Regions from separate parts of the Homo sapiens genome. Here region 1 is linked to region 2. The links are chromatin loops, found by intact Hi-C in ENCODE. Cell type or tissue: Panc1. All regions are shown on one strand.

Region 1 (2,500 bases), 96 kb before region 2:
ATAAATAGATAGATAGATAATCAGATGGATAAATAAACATATAGATCAATGGATTGATAGATAAAATAGAAACATATTAGAAGATTTTTTAAAAATTTTTTATTTATAAGAACAAGACACCCTGAGTTATTCCTGTAAAGTTCAGAATGGGCAGAGAGTATCTCATTCTTAAATAAGAGAAGGGAGCTGAGAAACTTCTGTGCAGTAAAATGACTGTTGGTACTAAGACCTATGGATAATTTTTAAAGCATAGTAAGCTAACAAAAAAGTTATAAGAAACTGTTTGGAGGGATTTAAAATTTCAGGATTTTAGATACAAGAGAAGTATAGCCCCTGCCCCGAATGCTTTTATCAGGGCTTTCCAAGAGGAGCAGGCCAACCAAAGCTCCCTTAAAGCCAGCATCTGCCTCCAAAATCCGCCTGGAGTTTCAGCCAGCCTCTGCCACCAAAAGGAGCCAGGGTGGCGTGCACAGCTCTCATAAAAAGGTGCCAATCTGGGGTTTGGCCCGGACTAAATCCGACTGAGATAGAAAGCAGTGACCCTGTAATTGGACGACTTCCCCTGTGTCCAGACCACCATAGAGACTGCTGGGCTGCACAAGCTTCCCGGATCGCAGTTCACCAGGGGTCACCTTCATGCTGTGAGAACAAAGTCCGACTGAGCCCAGGGCCCCAGCTGCATGGTTCTGCTGTGTAAACACAGCGCAGACAACAGGACGACCAAATGTTAGGGTCCCTGTGTGATCCATTGTTGGATTATAGACATGGCCATAGACTCCGTTTCCAACTGCCCCTACTTCTCTCTTGTCTTTCTGTCTCCTCTTCTACCTCATTTGTTGGCTTCTAAACATCCTCTAACAGGACAAATCTTTGGCTGTTTTGCCTTTTTTGTTTTCCAAGCCAGGGTTCCCACTGCACCCCAAACAAGCCCAGTACTTTTAACAGGCACGGCCTCAGCAGAGGTGGCCCCACTGAGGCCTGCATGGTCACACGATGAATATTTTCTCATTTGTCCCCATGAACAAAACTTGCTTAAAATCAGGTGTGGGAGGAGGAGGTTAGGAAAAGGGCTGCCTCTCCTCTTCCTTTTAATCAACCAACTCATCTTTAACTGCCGCCATTCCCGTCCTCTCTGCCAGGCCCCGGCTAATAGAAACTCGGAATGCAGGTTCATACCCCTGCTCTTAGGTGTTCGAGGATGCACTCTGGGAAGCGCCGCTGCATCCATCACTGTCGGTGGCTACTTGAGAAACGCCGTGATGGACTGGCCCGGCAAAGCCCCTCCCCACTGCCCGCAGGCTGCAATTCAATTAGTCATGGTCAGAGGGAGGCATTATTATTCATACACCAACGATTGTTCCCAAAGTAAACAGAGCTGGGATGAGGTCTCTGATCCTCCCAGTGCCTTTAGCTGGGACACAAAAGAAAAAAAACTCCAGAGACACTGGGGTGGGACATTTGATCTGAATTCTGATCTCCTTTGCAAGCTTCCCCATCAAATCTTGTTGATTTCTTTCTTTGCTTCTTTCTTTTTTCACAGTCTTCACAGATAAGTGCCCTGTGTGTGCATACGCAAACCCAGCAGGGCCATTTTATTCCTTTATTGCCAACAATGCCAGAAAGTCTCTTCCACCCAGGACACCCCCCACCACTTTATAATAGGGACATGGATCCCTTAACTGGAGTGAATGATCCTGTTAGAATATAACAGACCAATAACTTCCTAATTCACAATAAATAATCCCTGTAAAAATAAAGGATGACATTTGTATTTTGTAAAGTGCTAACCAAATTGCCCGTGGCCTGGCCAGCCCCCATCTGTTTATCAGTTTTGCTGAGTACAAGTGAACCCAAGATAAATGCCAGTTTTCCTTGGATAAATTTTACAGCCAAGCAGAAACTGCCAAAGCACACAGGAGAGGTAAAAGCAGAGCTGTGTTCTCATTGACAGAAAAGTCAATTTTGCAGGATGGACTTAGGCAAGAGCCTGTGACCCCCGCCCCAACTCAAGTTTGTATGTTTATAATAGGGCTGTTTTCTCTGGGAGGGAATGAGCCAACTCCGGGAGCTGAAAGTTCAATGGAGCAGGCTGGCTGGGGCTTCCCAGCTGCAGGGGGAAGAAACAGCCCTGCCTGCTCACTCTGTTTTGCAGGAGTGAGCGTCATGCACCCTGGCCCAGACAGGGTGATAAACTTGGGGTGTCTGGATAACCCACATGCTCATTTTCACTTTCGCTGCATCTGACCCTCTGAGGATCACTGCACTGGGACACTTGACCAAGCCATGCGTTTAGACACAACACCTTAGCACCTCATTCTGCTCCGGAGAGCCTCAGAGCGTCCAGCTGATATGACGGAAACCCCTTGTGCAGAGTCACCTAGAGCCTTTAAGAAACATGAATTCTCAGGCCTGACCCCAGACCACTGAACCAGAATCTCTGGGGGCCAGGGCCTTGTCATTTGTGATTCACAACAAATCACTATGGGAGGCTGTCCAGACC
Region 2 (2,500 bases):
TGGACTTTTCTGAGATCTGTTTTCATTTCTGAAAAGTGCACAAGGACCCCAATGAGAGCTCTGTCTTAGCTCTTGGATAACTTCTCAGCACCAGGTGGATGAGAGAAAGGTTTGTTGAGGCTCAATACCAAAAAATTGATGTCTGGAAACAGCTCAGTGATGTCTGCTTACATCACATGGTCATGCTTCAGATATTTCAAAAAGACTGTGCTGTTGGAAGGAGAGCACGTGGTCTTTTTTTTTTTTTTTTTTTTTTTGAGACTGAGTCTCGCTGTATTGCCCAGGTTGGGCTCACTGCAACCTCCATCTCCCGGGTTCAAGGGATTCTCCTGCCTCAGCCTCCAGAGTACCTGGGATTACAGGTGCCCACCACCACGCCCAGCTAATTTTTGTATTTTTAGTAGAGACAGGGTTTCACTATGTTGGCCAGGCTGGTCTCGAACTCCCAACCTCAAGTAATTCGCCTGCCTTGGCCTCCCAAAGTACTGGGATTACATGTGTGAGCCACTGCGCCTGGCCCCACACAGTCTTTTAAAGTAAACTAACTCAAGCCTCTGAAAGATAGCAAAGGAACAGTAAGTATTGGGCCAGATATGAAATTAGTCATTTAATTGTGATAAATTCCTTTAATTTAAATATCATCGCATGTATATTTTATGAGATAAGATGAGATTTGCAAGTGAAAGTCTATAAAAATGGTAAAGAGCTAAGAAGAATTAAGGTCATGAAGGTTTCTAAATGTTTTCCAGGCCACCGACGACATGAATAGTTTACTTATAACCATTGACATGGTACTTCTGGTGAAATTAGGACCACTCAGAGTGTTCTCTTATTTCAGATCAGGCATCACTTGGTTTAGATATTGGACTCCTGACAGCCCTAGTGTGGCATGAAATGCCTGGTGACCGATGCACTCTAACAGTGTGCTTCTTCCAGAGGAAGCAAGGTGGTGGTCCCCTGGCCCCCAGCTGATTCTCCAGGGCAGGCAGGGGACTGACTTCAAGCCGGTCCTCTGAATTCCCCAACCTGAATGGAAATAACATTTAAATCTAACTCCTAGACTGGCTTTTCTGGCTAGAAGAATCTCACCTGAAAATCTCTTTTATCTCAATAACAAAATATCAGATCACGTTTATTATTGTATTTACAGAAATTACAGATTTGGGCAGACATTTATTATATTTGGTGTAAGCTGGCAATTGAGAGGCTGTGGGTTGGTTTTGAAGTGGGCTCTAACACAGATGTTGTTCTATGGAGCCCCCACGTGGACACGCATAGGTATAACCGCTCTGCAGCGCACCCTCATCTTAAGGAAAAAGGTCCCGTCTGTGTCTGAGGGTGTCTCCTGAGCCATCAGGAGAAACATGCACTGTGCTGTGATGGAAAGGATTGCCATTCTTAAAAGCCAGACCTCACGGAATCAGAGTTAACACTGACGGGTGAAAAAAAATGGGCTGAACCTAGGTGAAATTGGCATTTTCAGCCACACATTCGTGTAGGATTGAATATGCTCTTCTGCAGCCGATTCCTCGCACAGTCCGACATTCCCCACTGGCCGCGTTCTGACTGGCGCACCTGCGTTCTCACCGTGACCAACCTGTTTGCATCGTGGAGTAGATGATCTGTTCCTTGAGCAGACCTTTTCCTAGAACGTAGCAATCTCTCTAGAGTTGAAAATAAGTTCTGCACATGCTCACTTCATCCAGTGCACATTTGATCTTCTGAACAACAGCATTAAACAGCTTTTGCTGTTTTGTAAGATTTTTGGAAGATAATTCAATACTCTAAATCAATCAGGTGTTGGCAAAATACAGAGAGTAAATATTTTCGGCTGGTAGGTCAAGAGGGAAAATTCCAGAATATTATCTAGGTACTTATATAACCATTTCAAATGTAACCATTCAAAAGCACCATTTGAGTTTCCAGGCCATCAGGAAAGAGGTGGCTGGCTTGATCTGGCCTGTGTGTCCTAGTTTTCTGATTTGTGACCTAGAATATGATTTCTTATGCAGGTTAGTGTAAAAGTGTTGTAACTAAATGTTTTTGCAAATATGGCAGCTCTTTTGTTTTCAAAACAGTCCATCCTCACAGTGGGCAAAGACAGTGGTTGTCCTTTACCTCACAAACCAGAGTTTGGCCTCTTGGGCCACGGGAAGGGTTCTTGTATTAGCCTTGCCTATTTCCTGAGCACCTGCTATGCCCTAGTGAAGCCAGATGTCTACGTCCTATCTCTGAAAGATACGACCCTCCAATTGGTAAAGCGAGAGGACTCACCTGAGGAGATGATGAACAAGCAGATGTTAGTCCAGACTGAGCAGAGGCTTGTAGTGGGCTGGTCTATCCACCCAGGATGCCACGACACGGAGGACAGGAATTATATTTGGCTGACTTTGGCCACAAATACTTGCACTCATGTATTCATGCGTTAATACTAACGGAGAATCTACTTTGTGCTCGCACTGTGCCAGGTGCCGGGATAGAGAGGTGAGCAAGGCAGAGA

Evidence for each region. Peaks named below come from ENCODE experiments on the same cell type or tissue, not always from the same donor. Only the 100,000 strongest peaks of a DNase experiment are listed, where the experiment ranks them.
Region 1: a loop joins it to region 2, with 3 times the contacts of the local background. A loop is called at or near these places in 3 of 110 quality-filtered maps.

The regions. Positions count from the first base shown.
Region 1 is chr20:22,429,079-22,431,578 of GRCh38, reverse strand. No RefSeq gene overlaps it. Among named protein-coding and RNA genes, the nearest start is that of LINC01427, 150 kb to the right of the region's middle. RefSeq lists a cis regulatory region at 689-700 and an enhancer at 623-767. In Panc1, no CTCF peak of the experiment used is centred here; a DNase peak (open chromatin) is centred at 1,338; H3K4me3 peaks cover 851 bases; H3K27ac peaks cover 2,224 bases.
Region 2 is chr20:22,333,112-22,335,611 of GRCh38, reverse strand. No RefSeq gene overlaps it. Among named protein-coding and RNA genes, the nearest start is that of LINC01427, 52 kb to the right of the region's middle. RefSeq lists an enhancer at 1,147-1,441. In Panc1, a CTCF peak has its summit at 1,272 (motif pointing left); a DNase peak (open chromatin) is centred at 1,284; H3K27me3 peaks cover 608 bases.